Linked DNA regions of Mus musculus: regions 2 and 3 are each linked to region 1. Evidence: chromatin loops called from intact Hi-C (ENCODE). Cell type or tissue: heart. All regions are shown on one strand. Each heading gives the region's core, and the rest is flanking DNA. Links, peaks and the distances in the headings are about the cores only. Region 1 has its middle 21 kb from the start of Hif1an. Region 2 has its middle 36 kb from the start of Slf2. Region 3 overlaps Pdzd7 (PDZ domain containing 7).

The links. A loop is a pair of places that touch in the nucleus more often than their neighbours do. Peaks named below come from ENCODE experiments on the same cell type or tissue, not always from the same donor. Only the 100,000 strongest peaks of a DNase experiment are listed, where the experiment ranks them.
Region 2: a loop joins it to region 1, with 10 times the contacts of the local background. A loop is called at or near these places in 41 of 42 quality-filtered maps.
Region 3: it touches region 1 in a loop (2.3-fold over the local background); 6 of 42 quality-filtered maps call a loop at or near these places.

The regions. Positions count from the first base shown.
Region 1 is chr19:44,578,463-44,588,723 of GRCm38, reverse strand. No RefSeq gene overlaps it. Among named protein-coding and RNA genes, the nearest start is that of Hif1an, 21 kb to the right of the region's middle. In heart, for the core only: no CTCF peak of the experiment used is centred there; a DNase peak (open chromatin) is centred at 5,843; H3K27me3 peaks cover 4,224 bases.
Region 2 is chr19:44,889,938-44,900,198 of GRCm38, reverse strand. No RefSeq gene overlaps it. Among named protein-coding and RNA genes, the nearest start is that of Slf2, 36 kb to the left of the region's middle. In heart, for the core only: CTCF peaks have their summits at 3,567 (motif pointing left) and 4,728 (motif pointing right); a DNase peak (open chromatin) is centred at 4,728; H3K27ac peaks cover 1,188 bases; H3K27me3 peaks cover 4,700 bases.
Region 3 is chr19:45,028,126-45,036,125 of GRCm38, reverse strand. Pdzd7 (PDZ domain containing 7) reads left to right here. Exons shown (of 16, transcript NM_001195265.1): 8 at 1-69; 9 at 2,441-2,491; 10 at 2,939-3,114; 11 at 5,837-5,928; 12 at 6,055-6,146; 13 at 6,315-6,386; 14 at 6,803-7,402; 15 at 7,647-7,747. Among named protein-coding and RNA genes, the nearest start is that of Pdzd7, 14 kb to the left of the region's middle. In heart, for the core only: CTCF peaks have their summits at 3,258 (motif pointing left), 4,101, 5,105 (motif pointing right) and 5,860 (motif pointing left); DNase peaks (open chromatin) are centred at 4,195, 5,185, 5,875, 7,995 and 4 weaker places; H3K4me3 peaks cover 560 bases; H3K27ac peaks cover 955 bases; H3K27me3 peaks cover 855 bases.

The sequences.
Region 1 (10,261 bases), core at 1,291-9,290:
TGCTTCTCACTCATTGTCAGGACTGGCACCTAGTAGTCCCAAGAGAGCGTACTGCCTACTTGGAACACAGTAGGTCCTCAACAAAGTCTGCTAAGTGCATGAGTGACAAACACGATGCACATAAAAGAACAGCAGAGAGAGCGTTTGGCCACCGTCTAAGTCCTAGAATACGAGAATCTGAAGTAGTTTAGTGAAACCCCGTATTTGCTCTTGGTGTGTGACCTTGAGCAAATCCCATCACATGTGCAGGCTTCAGCTTCCTTGCCTATCTGTGAAGCACTTGGCTTTGCAGAAGGGCTCTGTGATGCTCTGGGGGGAGGAGGGGTTCAGACCAGAGCTATACATGCAAGCATGAAGCAAGGATGAGCACACTTCAGGCCTAGTACTTCTGCTGTTGTTGCTGCTGCTGTTGTACAGTCTCATGTAGGCCAGGTTGACTTACAGCTTGCTGAAGATGACCTTGAACTCTTGATCCTTCAGCCTCCACTTCCCCCCTGCCCCCAACTGCTGGGATTCCAGGCCTGTTCCACCACACCTAGCCCTTCCAACGTCAGGGGTCCCTGTGTTGATGCACTCAGAACTAAACAGAAGGTTTACAGTTAAAAGTAGCTTTGGAGCCTGTAGACAGGGTTATTTCTAGTTTCCCCTCCGGGACGTTGCAATGCAACGGAAACAAAAGTAGTTGAAATACGGACCAGAACCCGTGCTGCCTTTTCTCTGCAAGGTTCTTTTGGGAGACCCCCATCTGCAGACTCAGCAGAGGAAAGGAGCAATAGGCAGTGAATGCGCCCAGTTGGAGGGCGCTTCCTGGGAGGAGTTTTCATAGCCCCATGCAGATTCCTAACTCTGGTGACAGACTCAGAGACCAGTGCCCTAATGGGTTGAGGGAGGCAGGGTACCACTTCCTGGAAGGGACAATGATCAAAGCAGCAACAGCTTAGATAAAATTAAAAATAATAATTAAAAAAAAAGAAACAAGTGGGATCGGGGCCTGAATAGGAGCTGCGGATGATGGGGAAGGGGTGGGAGCTGTGAACTATTTGAAAAGCCAAAGTCGTCCCCCCCCCCCACTGATGATGACCAACAGGACACGCCCTTAATGCACGAACCTTAGCAAGCTGAAAGGCAGGGAAGTACCAGGAACCCCAGGATGCTGGCTGCTTTTCTCTGGGTTTCTTGAGTCTCCAGCAAAGGAAGTCACAGTCAGGCTGGGTCTTAAGTGTGCTTAGGGTGGGGGGTGGGGGGCTCTTGCTTTTGTCTCCTCCAGTCTTAGCATCTGTCACTCAAGCGCCTGCCTCCTGGGCTGCAGCTCTGTCCTGCTTGCTGAGCTTCTCTGCCCCCAACCTCCATCCATCTCACCCGCCTTTCTCCCTCCCCTCTTTGGCTGTTGGCTCATCTCCACTGTTTGTAGCCACCACACTTCCATTCTCTCAAGTCACGGGCTCTGGGGGCAGTTGGATGCTCTGCCCTTCTCCTGCGGCAACTGGGCTGGCAACAGGGAGCTGTGCTAGAGCCACAGAAGCCTCTGTGAGAAGCCTAGGTTCAGTCTGAAGGTTTTCAGTGCCCCGCACCCCTAAACACACACACACACACACACACACACACACACACACACACACACGCCCTCCCACTGCTATCTACAAGCAGGACTTCAAACTCAACTAGCATCTTCATGATAGGAAGAGTCCTCAAGAGGGCCCCATACCAACAATGAGTTAAACATGGGGTACCCGATGGATGTGGACTGACTCCCCAATTGGCACTTCAGTCCTGGTTCCCAACCAGCAGCTCCAGTTCCCCCACCGGACATCTCCTCCAAGAGAACCTTTCATACTTTAAATTCATCGTAATCATCTTGAGTTTCAAATGCCCATCTCTCTCAGAACCACTCCCCCCCCCCACACACACACCTTTCCACCATGAGCCTGATAGATCTGCCCAGACCGCTCCATATTCCCGTCTGCTCACACTGGCCACCCTCCTTTGAGCCTCTCACACTGTTGCTTCTCTGCACACGCTGATCCAGACCCCAGACCAGCTCGTGTGCCATCGTAGACAGGTTTGTTCTATTCTCTGAAGGGGTGCTAGATTCACCCCTCTAATTTGCCCTCTTCCCTGGCTGCCCAAGAGTCCTCACCTAGAACCCTGGGTTTTCCACTTCTGCTCAGAGAGGAGAGCCCAGCCTTCTCAGATCTATCTGGCTTGCTGTCAGTCTTGTTCTGTCTCCCCTGGGTACCATTCTTCTTGGATCCCAAGTTCATGTCAATATGGACATGTACCCAGGAGCCCCAGGAACTGGGATGGGTACTCTTCCAGGGAGCTAACAGCTTCTGGCTGCTCCCCAGGAGCATCTCGACTATAATAGAACTGATCACTAACACTCCTGGTCCCTGTCCTTCAAAAGCTCCTTCTGGAAACTTTGACAACAAAAATGTCCTTGGTTGAGAACAGCAGCGGATGGCTCTTTATACCTTTCCCCCTGTGGCCCTCTCTTAATTACCAGGGACTTCCACCTGCCTCCACATCCTTAGATTTGGCCAGAAGTGAGGTCATAACCCTGAGAGTCCCTAAAACAGGAGATACTACTGCTATCGTCTTTCCTTGCAGGTGGGGAGATGGAAGGCTTACGCAGCCTGCCCAGGGTCACCTACAGATGCAGGTGTTGAGAGAAGAAACCCTTCCCATATCGATTCTGTGTGGTCTTGGCCAGGCTACCTTCCTCTCTGAACGTTACCTGCCCAATTTGTAAACTGGCCAGGATAAGATGGCATCTGGCTCACAGGTGTTTGAGAGTTAGTAATATAGAACAGCTCTCAGCACAGAGCAGGGGTGCCTCTCTGCACCTCTCCTGGTCCGCTCTACCCACTGAGCCAGCACACATTAGCTCCACCTATCTGCCGGTGAGGCATCTCATCCCACCACGCTTGCTTGCCCGACTGTCATCCTCCTGTCTCTTGTTCTCCCCAAACATGGCAGACTTCTCGGGACTCCCAGCTAGATTCTCCTCACAGCAACTCTGCCCTCTCCTGTCACCCAGCCTGGGCAGCCTGACTGGAAAGGGCTGACCTTAACATTGACTGGTTTGGGAGATGGAAGCCTGGGTCCAACCTGAACCTAATAACTCCATGTCTTCCAGCCCCACCCTGTTTCCTCCATCCCCTTTCTAGCATTCAGATCCTCTGAGTACAGACCTTTTTCCCCTCCTTCTGTCTAATCCTTCTCAAAATACCAACCTGCCTCCCGTCCTCTGTACCTCTGGAAGGGTAGCCTGCGACCGTCTCTCCTCTCTCTCCACCTTCTCTCTCAGTTGCCTTCCATCTAGCTGACTTCTCAGTCACCAATTCCAGTGTCCTTTGCTCACCCAAACGGCCCCTCATAGTTGACCTTGGACTGAGCGTGGTGGTTAGGCACACCTTTAATCTCAGCAGTTGGGAGACAGATGCAGGCAGATCTCTAGGAGTTCTAGACTAGTCTGGTCTACACAGTGAGACCCCGAGTCTCAATAAATGAACTCTCAGAGTCAGTCTTGGTGTACAGACCTCCTGCTCCCTTCCCTCTGTCTCAGTGACCTCTACTCTTTTTAAGTAGTGGTTGGAATTGAACCTAGGGCCTTGGGTGTGCAGGACAAGTGCTCTATACTGAGCCATAGACCAGGCCATGAAGGTCCTCCACTCTCATGGTTCCACCCCCACTTACTTGGCAAATGATTCTCAGGTATTTTCACGTGTGTGTGTGTGTGTGTGTGTGTGTGTGTGTGTGTGTATGTGTGTTTAAACTATCTCTCTCTTGGGTGCTTTCACCTGTCTAGTGTTCTCCATTCCTATTCGGCCTCAGTTTCCTCTGGTACCAGCCATACAGCGTCTGTGCCAGCCCTCTGGGCCCTTCTCCCTCACTCCACCTCAACAGTGGTCTCTGATTCCCCTCCCATCAAACTGCTCTCCTCCCTGGCCTCAGGTTCATCCTCGCTTCTGTCATTTTGCTCTCGTAGAACATCATACTGTTGTGTTTCTTTCCTCTTCGTTAGTTAGCTCACACACAGAACACCTCCTCCAATAAACCCTACCCATTGTAAGCGTAGCTCTAGCTGCCCTCCGCCTAGGCGTCCCCTCCACCCCACAAGATTTACTTATGTGAGTGTGTGGGTGAGAGTGATACAGAAAATGGTATCAGAGGTGGTTGTGAACCACCTGATGTGGGTGTGGAGACTAAACTCAGCTCTCCTGGAAAAGCCGAGAGTGCTCTTAGCTGCTGAGGGTCTGACAGCTGCAGCCTTCTTTTGTAGGGCGTGTTGCTTGCCTCACACTTTTGCCAACTGACTCTCAGAACTTCTCTACTCGACTATCATGCCTCCTCTTTCTGTGGAGAATGTGTCTCATCTCCCACGTCAGGCTGCGTGCAATCCTCCCAGGTATACAAGGCTGTGTATTTGTATGGGCACTCACTCCTAAGGTTCAGCTGGAGTGACATCCATCATTAGAGGGGATGCAAGCTCCCTCCGTATGCAAGCCCCGTTGATCAATGATTGGAAAATCAAGGCATCTTTCCGGGATGTTACCCTTCGAGAGTCTGCAGAGTTTCTTGAAGGTATCACCAGTCAGCAGATGGCCACGTGTTCAGCAACTGCTGAAGGAGTGCTCACCTTTCTGGGAGCTGAGCCCTACAAGAAACTCGGGAGAGTAAATTGGTTGACAGTGGGCAAAGGAGATGGGACCGGCTCCCCTTGCCTGGAGTCCATCAACAAAGCCGGAAGAGGTTTCTGGAATTTCCTCATGTGAGCCAGCCTTCCAGAACACACACTTCAGCTTCACTCCACGCCCAGGGTGACCAGGTAAGTTCTCCAAGATACTCTTAAGGAGCATCCTTATCCCCTCTTAATCCAGAACACTGAATAGTCAGTACTTGTGGCTCAATGCCTCCGCACAAACCATAGAATGGCTGCCCCCAGGGGCTTTGGTGAACATGGCCATCTCCTTTTCCGGCCCTTCTGGCACGGTCGGGATGTGGCAAACCTTCCTCTTCAGTCCTTCAGTGTACTCCTCGCTTCCTTCTGGTTCTGCTTCCTGTTCCTCATCTAATGCATTCTGACCGCTTTTCTTTCATCAACTCATTACACTCAACAGACACTAGTACCATTGCCCAGCTATCAAGTGGCCCCTCTCTGGGTGCCTACATCCAAGTTCCTCTGTGGCTCTTCCATCTGCCAGGGCTCAAACTTTGGGAGATTGTCCCCATGCTTAGACTCACCTGCTTACCTGGAAAGCAAGTTTGTGTTCTCTTTGCTAGCCCAGACCCATGAGTGCCTCATTGTGCCCAGCTGGGCTCTCGGGTAATGTAGTCAGAGCACATTAGAATCAACTGGGAAACTGGCTAGGATTCAGACTCCTAGGTTCTAGCCAGAACTTCGAAGCGATTCTTCAGATGTAACTAGAAATCCGAGTTTCTGGAGACCCTGTTCCTGCAGGCCTTGCCCTAGGCGATGACTCTTCACTTGTAAGACTGTGAACTTCGTGGCATGTTATTGAACAACCACTATTAAAGGCTCTGAGACCTATCAGAGCTGAGGTGAGTTAGTGCCAGTCACATGACCTGTCACTGACATTTGGGGCCTTCCGTGACCCCACAGCTGTGGGGCTCCTGATCTCTACACTCTCCTGTGAGAAGAGTGGCCCCTGGCATGGTGGGCCATGTGAAAATGTAGCTCATATTGGGAAGCTTGGCCCCAGCAGGTACCACAGGGAGGGGTAAGGCTGTGGAGTCATCTCCAGACTTTTGTCTTTTTGTCACACAGGAAATCTCAGGCCTAGCTGGCCTGTGCAGAGCGGGCTCTCAGGCTCCCCCAAGTGGGCAGTGTGGGTAGCACAGTGCTGCCCATTCCAACACCCAAAGTGGCTCTGGATCCCTGCATGGAGCAAGTGCGCCACGCTGTGGCCACAGCAGGGGCCACTCGCCCCAAGGGAGCACACTGGAAACAGGGTGCTTGAGGTCTGGATATACAGACCCCCTCCCACCTCACTGCCTCCTAGACTCCCTTCTGTTCCTCATCCTGACTTTGGGAAGGTGACGTGTCCACCCATTGGAAGTAAGGGAATGCAGAATTACATCCTCTCTTCCACATCTCAGCAAAGTGCTTCAGTTAACAGCACCTTTGTGGGCATCAGAGTAGACTCCTGTCCATTCCAAAAATCCCAGCACCCCAGAGCCCCTGGCAAGCTTCTGACAGTATCTATGCCCAGGCCCTGCAGGTGGCCTATCAACTGAATTTCTTCACTTGTACCCACCCTTAGAAAACAGAACAATGATCATAAAATTGAACCTTGTATTCCAGAGGTGGCTCGACCATCCCAGCACACAGCGACACACAGCAGCGGCCCGGAGGAAGGGATGTCCCGCTGTTGTGTTGGTTAATACTACACATGGCTATATTAGGGTTTTAGTAATCACATCACACCGTTGACTCATATTGAGCTTTCAGTCAACTAAACCCCCCCAGGTCTTTTCTCCGCGAACCGCTGTCAAGCTGGGTCCACCCCGCCCCCCATCCAGTACTTATGCCATTGATTTTGTTTTAACCTAAGTGCAGGACTCTACATTTATCCCTGTTAAATTTAATCTTGTTGGTTCCAGCCCAGTGTTCCAGCCTGTTGAAATCGTTTTTGAATCCTGACTCTTTCATGCAAAGTCTTAGCTGCCCCTCCCACCTCCTAGCTCCGACACCTGCAAATCTGATGAGCCTGCTGCCTCGGTCAGCTGTCAATAAACATGTCAGACAGGACGCAGGCCTAGACTGAGCTCTAAGGTATCCTTCTGGAGACTTCCTTCCCATTCAGCCTGATGTGGACCCATTAATCAACTTCACCGCATCTAGCTCTTCACTAAAACCTCATGGCCATTTGGTTCAGTTGTATCTGCCACATCTACAGACATGATGAGGAACCCGTCAGTTGCTTTGGAAATTTCTCTTGCCCTGGGATCACACCTGCCCTCGTTATGCACCCCAAAGCATGTGTCCGGTCATCACCTCAGGGGACTGTAGGCTTCCCATGGTGCCCCCTCCTTCCTGACTGAGTGTCAGGGTCTCCTGAGAGTATCTCTGCTGTTTTATATCCTGCTGGGCTTCAGGGTCTCTACATCTGATATTTCATACTACCACTCTGCACCTCTGCAGATCTACTTTCAGTTGTGCAGTGGCCTCCCTCGACTACAAACTGAAAAGCCCTCAACCAGCTGCCCCTTAAAGGGTCACTGGAGTCTAGCAAACACTTCCAAAACCACTTCCTGTCTCCTAAGCTGCAGTCGTCTGCCTTCTAAACTAGGTAATGCAGTGGGCTGTGATGACATCGATCGAGGAAGAGGATTCAGAAGCCCAGGACACCCAGGTAGACCAGGAGAGCCTATTAGCTCTCAGAGCAGTCAGGCTACATCAATCAGACTAGGCAGGTGGCCAGAAGTCCACTGAACTGTCTGGTCGTAGACTGGAGCAGCACTAGCGTAAGCAAGGGATTCTCTCACATTTCCTACACAGGTTGGGAGCCGCAGCCCAGAGGAGTTGGAACATCAGCCTAGTTGGAGATAATGAGAGCAGAGAGGTGTGCAAGGCTTGTGCTCTTCCTGGCTAGACAGTATCAGCCATTAGGAACCTCAGAGAGCTTAAATTCAGGGGTCACCCATTCACTCGTGTCTATGGAAACGATAGACACGAGTCACACATGTCACAGGAAACAAACCAGGGGGTAAGGTCCAATAATAAAAAATGGAAACTGAGCACTTGGTATGAACACAAATTGGTCATGTAGGGAACATGATGTCGTTAGATTGGCTGATTTTAGACCTCTTTAAATGGGGATTCCTAACTTAAATGGTATCAATTCTGAAGACCTTTAAAGCAGTTATTGGCCAATACCTGTGCTTTGACTCACAGTGGTGCCCCCCTCTTGGCTGCCCTGTGCTCTGACTAACAGTGGTACCCACTCTTGGTTGCCAGGGGTGTGTCCTTGGGAGGTAGACTGACACAGCTGGAATCCATTCCTGAGAGCTCTCGGGCCATGGGGATGACTTTTCTGCTCATAGAAACAACTACTCGGAGGCTGAGTCAAGCTCTTGTTCTTCCTGTAAGAACTAAATTTAGTTTACAAGTCTCTGAATTAATTTGTTTATAAAACCGGATATCCTGATTACATTTAAACCCCTTAAGTATGCAAATGGAAAATATTATTTGATGTATTGACTTTCTGTGTTGTTTGAGACAGGTCTTGTCATAGCTTTCAGCAAAGCCTCCCAGATGCCAGGATTACAGGTGGCACATGCCAACACAACCATCTTTGATTTCTTAAGTACTTCTTTCATCTGACCCAAACTAACTTTTGTAAGGATTTAAGGCGAATCTTAGTCATTTTAAATGTCTCCAAACTACTCAGAAAGAAATGAGACTTCGACTTTAAAAAAAAAAATCAATTTAACTTTTAAAATGTTGGCATCACATAGCAAACCTTGTATCCTAACTCTCTTCTGTATGTCAAGGGCTTAAATAAGTGAGCATGTGCAAATACACACACCAAAGCTAGCTCTTAAAGGCTGAGGCAGCAGGACGGAGTTCCAAGTATGACAGGGTTACATAGGAGAGCATCTCAAGGAAAAACACAAATCAAAACCAAAACAAAATCCCCAAACCTACAGATTATTTGAAGCAAACAGTAGTACATGAGTTTGATGCAGTTAAACATGCTTACCCTTTTTTCTGAGGCCTCCCCCCACCCCCAGCTAGACCTTGTCTAGCAAGAACACAATGAAATCACCCCATGTATTTGGGATACTGTTTCAGATGCCCGAAATTGCAAGATGGCCAGAAACCTTGGTTAGGCACCAACAGGACTGCTAAGGAACCTAGAAATGTCGCCTTGTGGATTCATAAAGCACCGTCACACGGGTCCCAGCACAAATCAGAGCTGCTGTCGGTCCACGTGCTGGGCTGCTGCTCTTCTGCACCCACCTGTACTTGCTCAAGTCTAGAACCCACCTTAGGTGATTTGTTGTACATCTTGACTATGTGGTGCAATTTTTTGGCTCTAAAAATAATTAAAACATCTTCCCACTTTAATAATGTCTGCTTTCTATTGTTTCCTTTCTTGATGGGCCACAGCTCCTGGAGGTTTTCAGAGGAAGCCTGGCTGGCTGTAGGATCTCTCACAGCCTTGACCTGAGGTCACAGTTTCTATGCTGAGAGCGCTTGTCTCCTCACTCATAGGAGAGTTATGTCTTTGCCTGGCTTTTCCTTATAGCACACAGTGGTACCCTCTCTCTTCTCTCTGTCTGCTGTATCCACCCCACCCCATGTTCAATACTGCAGAGTTCTACACTCCCCTCCCTCCCGTAACTCTATTCATACTCCCTTGGGACCATAGATCTCCCCAAAAGGGAAAGAAAATTTTGACAATGATCAAGCTGAAACACAGACAACCCAGTCTTTTCTCCTCTGCTGGACAAACAACCTGTCTCCAAAGGAGCAAAGAAAGCTAACATATACTGGGCACTTAGTGGGCACCAGACACCGAGTTCACATTACAATCTCACTTCGCTCATTTCTAGTAGCCATCCGAGGGTACCTGTTAATGTGTTCAAGCTCAGAGAGTGTAATTGAACAGTCAGCGTAAGGCAAAGGTGAAACCAAAATTCAAACCTAGTCTACACAACTTCAAAGGGCTCTCTTACATATACTGCTTTTAGTTCTTGAAGAGAATTCTAGCCGGTCAAATGTGGCGGGACGGCAGTGTTCTGATGGAGATGCTGCCTAGCTGATTTCCTGCTCAGGCCATGACAAACTGTAATCTGAAAACCTCTGAGCTTCTGTGGCCCACCTCTCTATAGAAGCTCCCCTAAATCCTCGCTCTCAGTAACAACTCAGGAAGGAGCCTCTACAGTGTTCATTTTATGTCACACTCTCACATAACTGTCCCAGCAGCTCTGAAAGGCAGTGGAAGTGGTGACTTTAAAGATGAGGGGCTGAGGCCTAGCAGGACCAAAGAGCCACCCATCCTGGGCTATAGTCACCACTCCTGACACGCAAGTTCTCCCCACCCAGCATCTGTGCCCTGCACACACACGCACATCTTGCCCCTTCAACAGGTCTGGTCTCCACCCCTGCTCCCTGAGATCCTGTCCTGGCAGAACCATCTTTGAGCCCAGCTCTGGCTTATGGATCTCCAGTCCCCTCTACCACCTATGGTCTCCATGTTTCTTTCTTCATCTCAAGTATAGCTCTTCTGTG
Region 2 (10,261 bases), core at 1,220-9,219, 310 kb before region 1:
CATTTCCCCATCACTCTGCAGACGATTCCACACTAATGTTCTTTTAATGCTGTGATGCTGCACTAATTAATAAGCATCCTGCACAGAGGCCTCGCTCAACTCTCCTCCCCTCTCCTCCTCTCCCCTCCCCGCCCTTCCCCAGCAGCCAAGGAGAAGGCCTCCTGCCTGACATCCTGGCAGGCTGGCAGCAGAGAAAGGATTTCACTCCTCTACCTGAGCTGCCTGATATTGCTATGAGAGATAACTGTATACGAACCAATAATCTAGCCTGACAATCCAATTTACTGACCAATAGCGCACAATCCACCATGTCATCGGCCGTGGGGAGGCCCATAAATTAGTTCCTAGTAATTTATTCTGATCAATAGAATGGGCAAAGTCACTTGTCTCTTTAATCAAAGGCCTCAGAGATGTCAGTGCGGGCTGCTGTGTGGGAGGGAGCCAGGGGGCCGTGGGTTCTTGGCACCACACCCCTCACCCCTAGCTCCCAGAGCCCGGCAGAAAGCCTCTAAATAGGGATGGTATGGGAGCTATCTGTGGTCCGGGCTGCCTATCTCAAGCAGAAACATGCTCTTCAAAGAAGCCAAGGGCAGGGGTGACCCAGATTGTGGTAAACAAGAGTTGTGCTGACTCAAAGGACATCATATCTCTTTGGAATGTTTAGAATCTTCCTCCCTATCACAGGAAGCCCCCAGTCCTTGTACTGGCTGTAAAGAGAAGATTCCCAGGCCGTGGGAATGTGCCTTTCCAAAGCCTGCTATGTAGATATTTTCCCACCAGGCCTTTGGAGGCTTAGCAGGACAGAAAACGAACTCTGAACTTCAGTCTTTCTCTGGGGCACTTTGCATCGAGAGAGGAAATCCACAGAACACAAGTTATCTGCCTTATCTGGCCCTAAGAGAGGTCGAGGTTCACACTCCAGCCCCAGGATGTCACACATTCTTGAGAGGGCTATTACCTGAGACATTCTTACTTGCCTGTTAGAGCAACAGCTTTCAGCGCCCACCCCCCCTCTTGGATAGCTCATGCTGTCATCAGCCAGGAGCCTCAAGCCCCCTCCCCCCCATTCTTTCATGTGAGGTCTAAAAATTTCACAAAGGCATGGGGGAGGGGGAGCACTCTTGTGAAATCTGATCAGTAGGGAGGCTGAGACAGGAGGATTGAGATTAAATATTAATTTATAAAGTAATTCTATATCATTTGATTAAGTTACTAAAGCCTCGTACTCTTCTGAAGTAGATACTGTTATTAGTCCCACTGAGTCAGAGTGTAAACAGCTTGCCCCAGGCCTCACAGCTAGGATCTGGTTGAGCAGGAACTGAAAGCCAAACCCTCTGGCTCTTATCCATCAGGCTAACGTGGAGGCAGAGGGAATTTCCCTCACCCCATCTCTGCAGGGTCAATATTTTAGTCTAGGAAGCAAACTGACAATAAACACCCACGGAAGAGATGCAAATGTATTCCAGGCACAAGAACAAGAGGCAAAGAGAATCTAAGGTTAAAAGAGGGGGCCAGATTGGGTTGGGGAGACTGATGGTTTCAAATATGCAGAACCCACAGGAAAAAAGCCACCCATAGCACCGATGCAACCCCAGCACCCCAGGTATGTGTATGGGGAAGAAACAGGAAGATTGCGGAGGTGTGCTTGTGTGAGCGATTGCCTGCGAGGATGACCATGCACCATGTTCCTGCCTGCGGAGAGCAGCTGAAGACTCTGAAGCAGGTGAAGACATCCAACCCAGAGGCATCAGAGCCCCTGAAATTGAACTACATTTGTGGGTGCTGCAAATTGAACCCTGCAAAAGTAGAAAGCACTCTCCTCTCCTGAGGTAGCTCTCCAGGCCCTCACTGGGGCTTTCTGGCCCCCAGCCCAGCAGTTAGTCTCAGTGAGAGAGAGAGATCCTGTCTCAGGGAGTAAGTTAGAGAGTGATAGAATAGGAGGCCTGTCATTGTCCTCTGTCCCCAGCCCCCTTCACAGGCCCACACACACTGAGTTCCAGGGGACAGAATGGTTTGATGCACACATACTAGTTATTTCTGCCATGGGGCCAGGGTTGGCCTGGGACTTCCTAGGTAGTTTAAGGCATACCTTGAACTCCTGACACTCCTGCCTCTGCCTCCTATATGATAGTATTACAGACATGTGCCACCATGCCCAGCTTACATTTACATAAAATATAATTAGCAAATGAATCCGTAATATGCTTAGAAGAATACTGACACAGAGTAAAGGTTATTTGAAGTGTTTTTGGTATAAACACATTCACAGCGATCAAGGGACAACATTACTGGGACTCTCTGAAGATACAGCAAGTCCTTGAGATGCTCTGCCTCCCCTTCACTCCTTGTCCTCCAAATAGATAAAGAATGGTCAGCCTCTGCTATCTCCCTGGAGTAGAAGAGAAAGTTCAAATGCTTCTCCCAACGTGTATTCCCTCTTCCAGGCCCTGGGGGAGCGCCAGTGCATTGGCCTTGGGGAAAGAGACCAATCTTGCTCTAGAGAGAACAAGCTTGTCCTCCTTGGTGGGAGGGAAGGTCAGCCTGGGGGCTGTGGTGGCTGCAGCGACTTGGCGAAGGACACCATACTCTTTGACATAAGCGGGATGTAGAAGATAGCAGAGTTTTGTAAAGAACCAGGAGTCAAAGGCTGGTTACCTTGGGTCCCCCTTCTAGCTCTGCCACTGACTATGGGACCTTGGCCAAGTCACTTCAGGTCTGACCTTGGTTCTGTATTTGAGGCAGAAAAGAATGGGGGACAAAGACCTTACAAGTCTCCCACCTGACATTGTGGAGTTCTGTGTGAGGCTGTGCAGATCTTTTAGGTTTTCCCTGAGCCTCCTCTATCCTGCCCCACTCCCCGCACCGTAACATCAGCAATACAGGGAAAGCCAGGATGTGTCAGACTATTATAGTCACCAAGTGCAACAGATATCATTTCTGAAACTGGAGTATGGGGAAAACCAATTGCCTTAGGACAGAGGTCCTCTTCTCTTCTCTTCTCTTCTCTTCTCTTCTCTTCTCTTCTCTTCTCTTCTCTTCTCTTCTCTCTCGCTCTCTCGCTTTCTCTTTTTGAGACAGGGTTTGTGTTTCTCTGTGTAGCTCTGGGTATCCTGAACTTGCTCTGTAGACCAGGATGCCTCTGCCTCTGCCTCCTGAGAACTGGGATTAAAGGCGTGCTTCACTACGGCTTGGCTCAGCTGAGGGTTTCTATCTCTGTTATCTTAATTTCGACTTGGATGACTTTGGTTCTGTCAAGGTCAAAGCTGGGGCTTCTGACCTTAGGGAACGTCTGCAGGCCTTCCTGCTAATCCCACTAGTTTTCAAGGATACGCATGCTTCAGGTTCACCGAGGCACAGTGTGGAAACAGCAAAATTCCACGTGAAATTCTAAGCTCCCGTGACTGTCCTTGGATCCTGTTCTGGCCTCCCATCCCCTTTTAACTGAGCTGAGCTGGAGGGCTGGGGTACACAGTCCTTGGTGTGATGGGGCCAGGTTGGAGGCCGGAGGCTAGCCTAGGGTGGCTTCATGGCAGGTGGACACAGTTTCTGGTGAGGAGGAATCTGGCACCCTCTGCTGACCCCGCGGCAGGAGACAGCTGGTCAACCAGGCTAGAGCTGCAGCCATTGGGAAGGGGGAAGGCTGGGGTCTACTACTAAGTGGCAGCTTACTAGTCAAAAGAGCAGTTCCCCTCTCGGAATAGATCATTTTTATTGGTTTTGCAATAAGCTTATGAGACAGGAACAATTGCAATAAACAAACTGAACAAGAAATCGAAAAGATGGCCCCCGAAAGCTGTTACTGAGCCCTTCACACCTTCTCTTAATGAGTCTGTAATTTATAACAAACTCATCACCCCAGCACCTCCAGGGTTCTGCGGCTGGGAACTCATGGCCTTTGCCCGTGTGTGGTTTGTTACTTTTTAGGTGCCCGGGACTTGGTTTAAGAGGTGGTAGGTGTGTCTGGGGAATAGGAGGAGGCACGGGTTCTGGAGTCCCTGGTCAGACCTTGCTCCAGTCATGGCTACCTCTGTCCCTACTTTAGATCTCCGCTGAATGGAGGAGGCTGGCTCCAGGGAACCTACTGACTCCAGCTTTCTGCCTCAGCTCTCTCACCAGCCTTAGGCTGGCGATGGAAGCCAGCTTCCCTTTAGACTTCCAGACTAGTGCTTTGAATGGAAGGCTGTGATAACTGGCAGCTTCCATTGTTCCTAGGGATGAAGCACTGGCAAGGAGCTGAATCTTCTTGTTTCTCAAGGGTAGAGGCTCTGTCAGGACGAAGACATGCCTTCCTGTCTCACTCTGCAACAGGTTAGGGTTGAAAGCAGAGTAAATACTCCCCTGCAGTGTGGACATGGATGGAGAAGCCAGGGCTGGGTCTCTTCTTTCTGGCAAGATTACCTAGGGAAAGCCACATCTACCCGCTCAGCTTCAGCTCCTGGCGCAGTGTCAGGTGGAGGCTACAGAAGGTCACAGTTCTGTCTCTGCCATAGATTGAAGTTCCCTTAAGCACCCACTTTCTCTGGCCCTTTTTGCTATCAAGTGAAGCCTTTCCGCATGGTAGCCTCCAGACCTGTCACCTGAATCTCCAGGAGGTACTTGCCAGCCTCCTGTGTATTTTCTGGCAGCTAAGCATGGGGGAAAGCTTCCAGGGATGGGACCTGTAGTCCTGACCAAGCTCTCCTCTGTACCGGACCAAGTACCTCATTGAGATGCCTGCAATCCTTACGGGTGGCCACAAGATGTCAGTGCCAGGCCATACAAATGGCTCTTGTCCTGCAAAGGCTGGAAGGAAGCAGGGAGATTGGCGCCGACCTCAGCTTCAACTTCTCCCTCTCCAAACTCTTGACTTTGTATCTCTTACATGCTCCTGACTTTTTTGAGCCAGATGGGGAGTGGGGGTGGCTGGGAGGATTGGGGGGGTGGAGGTGAGTTTCTGAGACTCCTTGGCATCTTGCTCTGGGAAAGGTAGGGAGCTTGAGGAAAAGTATTCTTTACCCCACTGTGTGTGTGCGTATCTCTGTGTGTACATTCACACATGCATGTGTGTCTTCAGGCCATCCTAAAAGGTTAAGGAGAATACCAATAATAATTACATATACATATATACATATACATATACATATACATATACATATACATATACATATACATATACATATACATATATATACATACATGTACATATAGCCCATTTAAAAACTAGAACACTTTTTACACTTTTTCATTATATAGAATTGATAACTTTTTGAGAAAATAAACATGCATTTAAACATTTTTTTTTTGCAGCACATTCATGTACTGAACACTAATACCGCACATTAATAGGTACAACGTTTATGTTTTAGTCTACCACTTAAATTAAAAAAAAAAAAAAGAAACCAAACAAAACTCAAAATGCCAGCTTTGGGGTTACCTGTATTTGTGGCTGATGTTTTGAGTATTTGTGTCTGCATAGACAAATTCAGATCTGGAAGGCCTTAGAACTGTTCTTGCTCTAGTTGGCACTGTTGACTTATGCCCATGATCCTATAATCCCTTCACTCAAGAGGCTGAGGCAGGAGGATCACCTGAAGTTTGAGTTCAGCCTGGACTACATAGGGAGCTCCAGGCTAGCCTGGAGTTACATGAGACTTTTTAAAATGGTAGAGAGAGGCCGAGAGGAGTGGGCGAAGAAACGACTCAGTCAAACCTCTATTGGTGGGGAAATAGGTCTGCAACGGAGCTGTCCGGTGGAGTTGGCTCCCCTGCCTTCACCTCAGCATATGAGCGTCTGTCCAGATGCCTTGGTCTTCCCAGTTTTCTTCTTAGGAAGGTCTCCAATTTCCCATCAACCAGCAGCTTTCTGAACAACATCAGAAGGAAACACAAAGAAGGCAGAGATAGAAGAAAGAGAAGGAAGACAAGGCCGTACTGTGTGGGTATTTGCCATCTTGGTGTCTCTCCCTTATCAGAAGTGGATGCCTCTGAGGGAGTGTGTCTCCCTGCAGCAGATCTGCCTGTGTTTGAGTGAGTCTGAGACCCCGTGTGAGTGTCCCCCTCAGAGCCAAGGACTCCTTAAGAAGGTTTCTGTGCTTTGGGCTGGCACTGTGGGAGCCAAGGTGTATCCAGGGCTGGTGTGCATGCCTGAACGTGATGGAGTAACCGTGAGGGGAGGCTGCCCCCTCTCCAGCTTCTTTGCCCCCACCAGACTGTCCTCTCACAACCCCAAGGGTTTTGATGTCCCTGCCCCAGTGGCAATGAAATCCTTTATCGGTTGAGGCACCAGCCCCCGTGTTGGGATCTCAAGGTTCCTGTCGGTTCCATCCATCTTCCGGGGCCTCCCGGTATTAGCATTGATCTACAGGGGAAATGGAGAGTGCGGCTGGGTTATTACGCACCCGCCCGCCTTCCCTGGGCTGTGATTGAGTGCACACAGAGAATTTTTGAAACATGGCCACCCTAACTTATTCTGTCTTCCTGCCAATAGCGTGGCGTGGGTCCAAATTACGGGTCGATACCAGCTGATCTTTTTATGTTAAACTGTGATGACGTTGCTTCTGTGTGGAGATGGGATTAGGCCCTGGGCCCTCATTTAATGGAGAACTTTTGGGGTGGGAGAGGGGGGAAATCCCAGAGTGGGCAAGGGGAGTGGTCAGCGAGGCATAATGTTGGGCGGGGTGGCCGAGGGCACACAGTTAAGCGGTCTGCGCAGGCTTGGCTCTGGGCCTGGACTGCTCGCATGCTTGAGGAGCATCGGAGCCAGCAGCCCCAAGGCCCCTAGGCTCCCTGCTCCTGCTTAGTTTCTTCCCTCGTGGTCCTCTCCATGCCAGGGACCCTCAGCTCCCCCGTCAGACCTTGCAGGCCAGTCAGCCAGTCTGCCCCTACAGAGGCCCCTCCTTGCTCCCCTCCAAGGATAGAATTCCATTTCCCTCCAGCCCTTTCCACTCTTCTTCCCCACCCCCACATCTACACACCTGCACCATCAAACGGGTTTGTCTTTAACCTCCAAACAGGGAACTTTAATTAAAGAGACAGTGACCCCTTTTATGAGTTTGGCCGAGTTGGGTTTCAGGGCCCTTGTCACTAGCGGCTCACATAACGCTAACAAAAGCTTGCAGGCCCCAAGAGGAACTGTCTCCCTTATGGACACTGTGGTGGGGGCACAGGGTAGTTATGGGGGGGCATGGGAAGAGGGAGCCATCTTAGGGTCAGGAGCCCCAGTGACTGAATCTGTGAGATTGGAGTTGAAGGAGAACGGGCTAGGATCCCCAAAGGGGAACATGGACTGTGTAATTCCTTTGGAGCTTGATCGCACAAAAGGACACCATGTGGATCCTAGCACTATGCTGGGAGCTCCTTGTGTCATGGATCAACTTCCAGCAGGGCCTCCTGTCGGTGTCCAGGGCTCTTAGATCATGTACTTGTGTTGTCTTACTCTCTCGTGCTACAAAACTGGAAATAATTTCCCAGGAGAATAGGCTGGCTAGAATTCACTCTGAAGAATAGCCATTTTTTTCTTACATATTTAAGGAAAAGTGACTTTATGATAAGACGTGATTGCTAATAACTATAATAACACACCACTCAGCACACAGCAGAGAATGTGAATTCTGCTCTGTGTCTGGAGGTTCCAATGCTGATAGCACGCACACACACACACACACACACACACACACACACACACACACACACCACTAGATAGGGAGTTGTTCAATTCTGAGCCTACATGTGCCTGTGGTTCACTATCTCACCCCCATGTCCCCTAAAGACCCCCGAGTGCAGGCCACTGCTCTTGGGCTGCTGTTATGAGTTCAGGCCCTTATCTTATGTTTAATCGCCTCTCGACTGTTGATTTTTAACCAAGGGCTTTCCCAGGTCCTGTAAGGGATGTTTGTTCACCCTTTGATCTGCTTCTTTGATATCCTTTGTGAAGTCTTTAACCTGGAGCGGGTGCCCAGCCCGCCACACTTATTCATTCAACAAACTTGGGCTGTTAAAAGGAACCAGCGCATAATTGATGATTTCCGTAAGGGAGGGTTTTCCCAAAGTAGGGTACACTCCCATTAACCAGAGGCTGATAAATTTCTAGTTATCTGCCTAGAGAATTAGTCACCTAAATGGCTTGATCCAGGGCTAAGCCCAGAGTAGATTTGTGGGGGAGAGACTCCCCACTCCTCACATTTTTTTGCACCATGGTTCCCTGGCTGATCTTGTGACACATGGTCTGGCCAGACAAAGACACTTAGGGGATATATGGGGACAACATTGAGGAATCAACTGATGTAGATACAAAAGTGTGTGTGTGTGTGTGTGTGTGTAGACGACACACAAACTAATACTAACAACATCCTTATGTTCGTTCCTATCAGAGGTTTGCCCCCGTGCACACTCAACATAACCTACCCACGTGAGCGGCGTGTCCATGCGTGCGGCAGGGAGCGCACACACCCACAGAGAGAGGTCACAGCCTCTTCCCAGCTCTCTGAAGGAGGGATCTGGAGGCCAGAAGGGTCGGGCCATAATTGGGTTTGGCATTTCCTACCTCCGCTGCCCGGGAAGCTCTCTCTGTTTCATCCACAGCCTGATCAACCCCTGTCATGTGCCTTTCCACATGGACGCCCCCGACCCCCCAACTCAACATGCTCTTGGAAACTTCGTTAGTACCATTAATCTGCTGACCCAGGCAATTCACCGTCTCTTCCTGCTACTCAGCTTCACCCCTCCCCGGACAACTCCTGACCAGGCAGAAATCCTCTCTCATTCAATCCACCCCTCTGCTGCTTAGCTTGTCCTACTGTCACATCGCCACTCCTGTCCTGTAAGCCTTTCCCAAATGTGGCATTTTGTCTGTCTAGTTCATGTTTGCCACCACTACCTAGAAGCAGAATGGGTCCCGTAAAGTTGCCCCTTAAAGCCAAGGGAGTGGGGTCAGACTCTGGCTGTTAGGAACCATACATGGGAAAACCTACCATGGATGGCATGTTTGCAATATTAATGTTGTGGTTGGGCTAGACACCTTTACACAGCTTATTCAGGACCTAAGAGGAAGACTCAAATTCCTCCACATCTTTTAAAATTGCTACTACTGACATTGTTTTTGAGGCAGGGTTTTATGTAGCCCAGGCTACTCTCAAACGCACTGTGTAGCTGAGGACCTTGACTTTCTAATCCTCCTCCCTCCAGCTGCTGAGTCCAAGGATCTCAGGAATATGCCACCACATCTGGGTCTACCACATCTGGGTCTATTCCCTGCTGCCAATGGAACCTGGGCTTCCCGCATGCTAGGCAGCCAGCCACTCCACTGATTGAGCCACACCCCAAGCCCTTGTCTGTTTTTGTTTTATATACATTTATTTATTTTGTGTGTTTGCCTCTGTGTGTGCCACTGTGCACATGTGGAGGTCAGAGGACAACTTGCAGGAGCCAGTCTTCTTCTAGCCCATGACAGGCTCTGGGGATCAAAATCAGGTTGTCAAGCTTAGTGGTTAGTGCCTTTACCCGATGAGCCATCTCCCTAGCCCCTGGATTGGTTTGGTTTGGTTTGGTTTGAGACTGGCTATTACTATATAGCCCCAGTTGTCCTGGAAATCACTATATATTCCAGGCCAGCCTCGAGCTCACTATCCTCTCAGTATCCGGTGTGCTAAGATGACTGGTGTGTGCCACTGTGTCTGCCTCTCGTGCCCCCATTTAATGGGGGAGGAAAATAGAGGCTGGGGTAGCTACTTGTTAAGGGATGGTGGAGAAAGATTGGAACCCAGCTCTGCCTGACTCAAGCCATTCTTTCTGTTTTATAGGAAGGAAAGGACCTCCCTGTTCTCAAACTAGGTTCTAGGAACCCCCCCCAAGAAAATTCTTATGTAAAAGGACCCTGGCCCAAGGGCTGTCTTATTTACTCTGTGCCAAGGCTAGGCCTTGAGGCTGAGGAGTGTGTGTGTGTCCCTCCTGTCCTTTTCCTGTCTGCCAAGAAAGGGTCCACGATGTCCAGCCCCTGCTGCGCCCTGGTGCCAAGATACAGAGCCTCCGCCGGGCCCAACCTTACAGGGGATGGATGGTTCTGTTGCTTCTCTGGCCTCTGCGGTTGATGTCCTGGGCCCATTGTCCAGGCAGGAACAAAGACTACGGATTTAAGCCCAGTGACCAGGCAGCTCTACGAAGCAGAAAAGACTGTCCCCCCTCGAAGCTGGGCCCAGCCGTGGGGGGGGGGGGGAGGTAGTTTTAGGAGGGGGACCTGAGAGAAAGAGGACAGGGAACCTTTCAAAGTAACTAATTAAAGGGCCTT
Region 3 (8,000 bases), core at 1-8,000, 450 kb before region 1:
ACAGAGAGGCCTGGACACTGGACAGCAGAAGCCCCACCAAAGTCCGCCCTCGCCTGGACCTAGAGAAAGGTAGGTGTGGGGTCCGTCTGGCAGGTCCAGGTTGAAATTCCACCCTGCCCTGCCTCTCACAGGGAGTAAAAGCCACTTCCTTGGGCGTATGGGGACCAAGTGAAATGGGAGCAAAAGTCAGCACTGTGTCTAACTCCTAGACGGTGCTCTGAAAATGGGGTGGCCACTGTCACACTGTTGTCTTCCATCTCAGAAAGGCAAAGTGACAAGCTCAAGGCACAGCAAGAAGTGAGCTCAGCTTGGAGTCGTGTGCTCTTGGCAGTGCTGGCAGTGGAAGGCACCTTTGGTGGGAACCCTGGCTTCACATCCTCCATCCAGAGCTCCATGGGCCCAATGCAGTTCTAGAATTGTCCCTGAGGAAAGCCACTTCTCAATCAGAGCTCAGATGGAAGGACACAGGTGGAGACATGTGTGCACACTCGTGCATGCACACACACTCATACAAACATGCCACACACACACATAACACACCCAAACACACACCACCACACACCATACACATTCACACACACCACACATACACACTCACACACATACCACACCATACCACACTACACACATATCACACACACACACCACACCACACACCATACACACTCACACCACACAAACACACACATATACCACACACACCACACATACAACACATATCACACCTTGCTCTCTCTCTCTTTCTTTCTCTCTCTCTCTCTCACACACACATACACACACACCACACATACAACACATATCACCTTGCTCTCTCTCTCACACACACACACCACACATACATCGCATATCACCTTGCTCTCTCTCTCTCACACACACATACACACACACCACACATACATCACATATCACCTTGCTCTCTCTCTCTTTCACACACACACACACCATACCCCCACCTGTCATGATAATTGAATCTTAGGACCCCAGACATGACAGGCAAGCACTCTAGCCCTGGGTTCTAGACCCAGCCCAGCTCAGGATCCTCACAAGAAACCTGTCAACCCTGTTGAGACTCAGAAACCAGAGCCAACACGGATGCCTTGATACAATTGCATAGGACAGATGGACACTCAAGTCCATCTAGCTTTAAAGCACAGGTCTCCAGGCTCAACAAGTGACTGTTTCTACCTGTCTGAGGGCATACACAGTACCAGCAGACATACCTCCTAGAGCCTGTGCCATTATTTTAGAAGGCTTTGCCAATTTAGAGATGAGATGGCCCCAGTCTCTTAGCAACCCTGGGGGCAGAGAAGTTTTGTTGTTGTTATTTGGGGCTTTTTATTTGGTTGGTTTTTTTGTTTGTTTGTTTTTGAAACATGGTTTCATTTTGTTTGAGGCTGGCCTCAAACTCTCAGATGTGTCTCCATCTGTCTCCTGCTGGGATTAAAGGCATATGCTACCTCGCCCGGCCTAAAGGAATATTTTTAAACAGTCCCAGCTGCAGGGGTCAGTCCGGGCCCTCTGGGGTTTCTCTCTCATGCTGAACAAACGACTGTGGTGGAAGAGAAAAGCAAGGCAGGAGCCAGATATGATGGATAGGTGATTTCGAAGTTCACCTGGGCCACAGCCCAGTTAGAATGCATGGGCTAATGAGAATGGTGGGGGTGGGGGGTGAGAAGTGGGGTGGGGGTCACCCAGGAGACAAGCAGGGTGCTGCTTCCTTCCAGAAGTGGGAGCGAACTTTGGGTAGGTAGGTGGAAGCAAACAGAATGAGAGGCCCGATGTTGCTCCACCTTAAAATTGAGTGTCTAGGGCTGGTGAGATGGCTCAGCGGGTAAGAGCACCCGACTGCTCTTCCGAAGGTCCAAAGTTCAAATCCCAGCAACCACATGGTGGCTCACAACCATCCGTAACAAGATCTGACTCCCTCTTCTGGTGTGTCTGAAGATAGCTACAGTGTACTTACTATAATAATAAATAAAATCTTAAAAATAAATAAATAAATAAAAAATAAAATTGAGTGTCTGGAGGCCTCCGGTGACAGGCCAGTAGGAGAGACAGGTCTCCAGTCAGGGGTACCTCTTTCCTCAGTCTGCTTTCTCATCTCTCAGTTCCCAGGATGCTGGTTTCTCATGGGTCTCAGCCTTCTTCTCTGGCCAGGCCTCTCTCCTTCCACGATTCCTCTTTCCCTCTCTGTTTCTTGAAGGTAGGCACCGCCAAGCTGTTGCCTGGGTTCTTCCCCTCATTCATTGCCAAATAAACTCCACACGCAGTGTTCATACTGCCTCCTCTTCCACGGCCTCCACCGACTCCCCACTGCCTTTAAGGTCAGTCCCTAGCTGGATATGACCTTGAAGACCCTCGACGGCTCTCGTCCCTACCCTGACCTCTTCTAACTGGAACTCTTGATCCTGCTGAACTGAAATCTCTTTCTTCCTTACAGCGGGGAGTGTGGGGCCTGTGCAGAAGTTTGTCACCTGGAGACTAAGACGAGGTAAAGGCAGTATCCCAAGGGCCCCACGGTAAAGCGATGGGGGTCAGCTTAGCGGTTTTGAACAACACTCATTTAGAGCTGAGCCTGGGGAGTCAGACTGAGAACTTGGCTAGCTTACTGGAATGTATAAGGAGGACAGAGAACTTGGACAGAGGGCTTGTGTTGGGATCCCCAAAGGGATGTGGGGTGAGGGAGTGTGTCTATACTCCAACTGGGGGGGGGATTAATGTGACAGTGAAGGAGGCTGGAGTTGGCTCTCTGTTGGTGGCAGTTTGTTAGGGAAGGCCATGTTTGGGAACAGGGGCTCAGAGGGATTCTGCCCAGCATGTTCATTCAGTCTCTTGGCTGGCTTCTTTGGAGCCTCGCCCCCGCCAAGAGAAACTCTACCTTACCCTACCCTATTAGCTCTTGTCAGCTTTGTCACATCCTCTCGCCCCTGCCCTACAGACCGGGAGAGGGGCCGGGCCCTGCTCTCCGCCAGGTCTGGAAGCCCCTCTGGCCAGGCACCCACTGTGAATGAGCAGGTGCAGGCCTGGGAAAGTCGACGGCCCCTCATTCAGGACCTGGCCCGGAGGCTGCTGACAGACGATGAGGTACTAGCAGTCACTCGCCACTGCTCCCGGGTAAGTCTCTGCCCAAGGCCTGGCCTTCATTTCGGACTACTGTTCACTGATCAGTACCTGGGCTTGTTGCTGGGAGGGCAATGGCCAGTAAGCTCTCAGGCAGGAGGGAGACAATACCTAGAATCTAAGTCCCTCTAGTGGCCAGTCCTACAGAGCACAGTGAAAAGGCAGCCGTGGGTAACCCAGGAGATCTGAGGCCTCTCAGAGGAGGTGACATTTAAGTTAAGGGAGAGGAAATCAGGTGACAAACAGGAGGGGAATGTCCTTGTAGGCAAGCGACTGTGTTCTCTCCTGCCCCCAGTCTTGTCTCCCATCTCCCCCGCTGTGTGCCTGGGACAGCCAGCAGACATGGCTTTATGCCAAGGGCCTGTTCCTGTTTCTCAAGTCTGTGAGCCTTTGCTCCCATCTCAACCGTCCCCAATACCCATACTATTCTCTCTCTTTTCTCTTCGACCAGTACCAGAGGGAGTCAGTTTTGGAGGGATCCCTGGAGCCTAAGTGTTGGGGAGGCTGCGGGGCACTGTTGATCTCTCCAGGAGAACTGTAAAATCCTTTACTATCATTTTGTCTCCAGGACTCCCAGGGTCCTGTGGTGGGTTTCCTGGAGGGCCATGCATCTGTTGCACATGGGGGGCAATCTGGGCAGTTTCAGAAAGCCACTTGTTCCTAACTTTACCTGGACTGTGACGGGGCTGTGTGTTGTTATTGTGATGTGTACACTGTCATGTCTGTGAAGTGTTGTGTTGACATGCCACACATGTTCGTATGTGCATAGCATGCATGTATGTACCCATATATGATGAAGTATCACTCAAAGGCTAAGATGGGGTCATTCACACATTCTCTTTCCTAAGATCTGGTTTACAATAGAAATGCAGATGGAGGGCCCTATCATGGGCTCTGAGCTAAATTCTGTCCTCAGTTCTGAACTTTAAGTGAGCGGTGTGCTCCAGCTCTGGTGAGCCTGCAACTCCGAGATATGGCCACTAGGAGGGGCTCTGTGTCTGTATCTTTGACCAGCCCCTTTTCCCACACCCATCCTTTGCCCAGCCTTCTTCAAACCAGGACTTCATTCACTGTGGTTCTATTTACCCTGTAGGCTGAACCTACTGCTCACAGCCAACCCAATGCCCCACCCATACCCTCTGAAACAGAGCCCGGGTCTGAGAGAGAGGCAAAGTTCCCTAGTGATTAAGGCGGCATGCCTGAATCTCCTCTCTCTCCCCTGAGCTGTCCATCCACATCCCTCAGGCCAGGAACTTAAAGACCTCTCTTACTGATGCAGAGGTATTCTTCCCTCATGAGGCAGAACAGAGTACAAGTTGCTTTCTCCCACATTCTAGGCCTTACCTGGTGTGACACCCCAATCTGCCATCCCCAACTTTTCTGGGATCTTCCAGGGCCACCACATAGCTGATGTCAATTATGAGCCGCATAGCTTTAGGGGGTGCTAGTCCCATGTTCTCAACCTGTGCAGCCCTGCCGGAGGGTCTCCATGAGCCCTTGATGCCACATGAAACCTTTGTTACCTCGCTATCCTGCCTGCCCTCAGAGCTTCTGTGCTGCCCCTTGTGTCCACCCTGGAAGCGTTGGCGGAGTGGTCCCTTGCTTACGATCCTTCACCCTTCTCAGAAACTCATAATGTCTCATTGCGGTCCGTGGCTTACGGATGACTGCCACGTGAGGCCATCTGTCCCTGTTCCCACCAGAGTCCCTGACGCTCTGGGAGAGGGTCTTATCATTGTGTCTCTTTTGCCACCCAGCTGCTGATCTTGTGTTTGTGGACTTTAGGGATATGCACATATATGGTAGTGTATTGTTGATGTGAGTCCTGTAAGCATATGTGTAGGTTAGGGACACACACACTTTTTCATTTATTCCTAAATATTTATTGATGATTCATGCTAATGGCCAGAGGGCCAGCTATTTCTGTGTCTATGTCCATACGTGGTAACAATCCAAGGAGCTCTCTGAAGTTGTCTTCCTTTCACCACCAGGGGGCAGTGTGCTGCCCAAGTAACTTGGCTGCCAGTATTTCGTTTTCTAGAATCCAAGGGGTGTGGCATCCCGGCCGGTGGCATCCAGGCCGTACCAGGCAGAAGGGTACTGACTAGAGAGGCTGTAGAGCCATCCGCTTGCCAAGATCACCATTCTAACCCTGAACAAAGGGTGGGAACCGCCAGGACCACAGCCTAGTGTTGGGCTCGCATTCATTCCTTCTGCCTGGGCAAAAGCGTTGGGGGTGGGGGTGGGGGTAGAGGTGGGAGTGGAGGTGGGGGAGTCCAGCACCTGAACATTCTTTTCCTGCCCCAGGGCAAGCAATAGGAAGATGTCTTGGGTTCTTGCTTTTCCTTTACGTCTTTATCTGTGTGGCTTTGAGCAAATTCTCCCTGAGCTTCGGTTCCTCATCTGTAAAACAGGAATCATCTCAGAGTGGCCGCGAAGTGAAAGACTGCATGTAAAAGGCTTAGAATTGCCTGTCCAGATGCCATTATTGATGTTGGTACTTGTTGCAGATCTGTGGATCACTCCAGGCATTCACAAGGTCATGCATCCACAAGGTCACTGACACACCAACTTGTGGACCTTGGATAGGGCGACTCTGTCCTAGAGCGAAGATGGCCGATGGGCTCCAGGGTCTCTGTGTGCCCTGGTGTTTCCCCACACCCAGCTCTAGCTAGAGTTGCTGCTGCTGTCTGACCTGTGATGTCTCTAAATGCAGTATGTCCATGAGGGTGGTGTGGAGGATCTGGTGCGCCCCCTGCTGGCCATCCTAGACAGGCCCACGAAGCTGCTGTTGCTGAGGGACATCAGGTTGGGAGAGGCTGGGGGTGGGGGGGTACGACCCGGGGGAACGGAATGACCCTAGGACTGAAGCTTCTCCATGACTGCACCCCCTAGAACCAAGCCCTGCTTACCCCACATCCCTGCCTTCCCCAGGAGCGTGGTGGCCCCCACAGACCTTGGCCGCTTCGATAGCATGGTGATGCCTGTGGAGCTGGAGGCTTTTGAGGCTCTTAAGAGCAGGGCAGGTCAGCAGTGTGTGCAGCGGGGGTGGGGGGTTGGGGGGGCGGGCGGGGACTTCTGGCTCCTGAGCTCTAGTTGTGGGTGGGGTGGGAGTGGAGGGTGGCTCATTGGCAAAGCTATCTGCGAGCCTGGCAGGGGTGTCTGACCTCTGACCTGCTCTCTTCTCCAACCAGTGGGGCCTTCTGCTTTGAGACCTACCAGGCAAGACACGCCACCCAAACGTCACCTCATCACCCCTGTGCCTGGTCAGTCAGAGTCCTATAACCTGGGGAAAGGGGACAACCCTGGGGACATTGGAACAGGGAGAACAGGTCTTCCATCCTTGCCTCCGAGCAGGGTCACTGACTGTAGTCAGGAAAGAAAGCGCTGTCCTCCAGGCCATGTTACTCACACATCCCCGTACAGGACATTTCAAAACTACGTGTTTTTAAATCTGGTCTCTTGGCTCTGCCAAAGTAGAACTGTATTACAATACAAAATACTATTAATAATAGGTCATGTTTGTCCACCTGACCCAGTGCCCCTTTACCATGGGGCACCTAACTCTGAGCAAATCTAGACCTTGTTTGCACACACTCGGGCATCCTACAGGAAACAGTAAGCAGCAGGGTCTGCAAGGGATGGTCAAGAAAAGCCAGTTAGCCTTGACCATGTTCCGCAGATAGCCGTGGGGGCTTTTACCTGCTACCAGTGAACAGCTCAGAGGATGAAGACGGAGAGATAAGGGAGAAGCTTGGGGTCCTTAAGGTCTCCCTCGGTGCCTCTGCTCCTCACCACAAGGGAATCCCCCCTCTACAAGACGTGCCAGTTGATGCCTTTTCGCTACGCCGAGGCGCATGCGCACCTCCTCCCCAGCCACCTCCTGTGGCTCCCCGACCTCCCAGGCCTAACTGGCTACTGACAGAACCCCTAAGCAGAGAGGACACTCAGCAGAACCAGAGCCAGACCCCAGCCCAAAGCTGCAGCCGCAGTCGCAGCCGCAGCCGCAGTCGCAGCCACAGCCGAGGTCAAGGCAAGTCTCCTGGGCGCAGGCGCTCCCCTTCCCCGGCACCCATCGCCACTGCTGCCACAGCCAACGGGCGTTACCACAGGCCTCGGAAAGCAAGGCCCCTGCTTCCACGACTTCTGGATGGGCAGGTGGCCAAAGTGGGAGCCAGGCAAGGGCCCTTGGAGAATGGTCGGATAGCTGAGGAAGCAGTCGGGAATGTCTCCACTGGAGCGCTGAGGACCATCACACTATCCAAGATGAAGCAGTCTTTGGGTGAGTCCTGGGAGCACTATTAAGCAGGGTAGACTCCTTGGGTTTGAGGGAGGTTGGTGGGCCAGGGAAGGAATCTGAGTACTAAGGTATATCGTTGGAGAATCTGTTTGGAGGTTGAGACTTGAGACAGAAGCCAGAGATGGGAAGAAGGCGGGACTGGACTTGGGGCTGGGATTCTAGGATCCTCCCGGGAGCTCAAGGTTTAGGGTAAGACTGTAGTCACTCTGCTTTGGATCTTGCCCAGGCATTAGCATCTCTGGGGGCATCGAGTCCAAGGTGCAGCCCATGGTGAAGATAGAGAAGATCTTTCCCGGAGGTGCAGCTTTCCTCTGCGGGGATCTACAGGTGCGTGAAGCGCTAAGCCTCTCTAGGCCTGCGACTTAAGTATAGCAGGGTTCAAGACCGCTCCACACTTCCAACTGGGCATGTTCAGACCAGGTCATAGGAGGTGGCTTGGGAGTATGGGGGTCAGGCCGGTAAGATGGGCAGTCCTAGAGAAGAATGTGTCCCCTCATGCAAGCCTTGGCCTGAGAATGGCCCATCCTGTTCTACCTCCTCCCAAGGGACAAAGGGCCATTGTCTGTGCCCCACCCTGCCC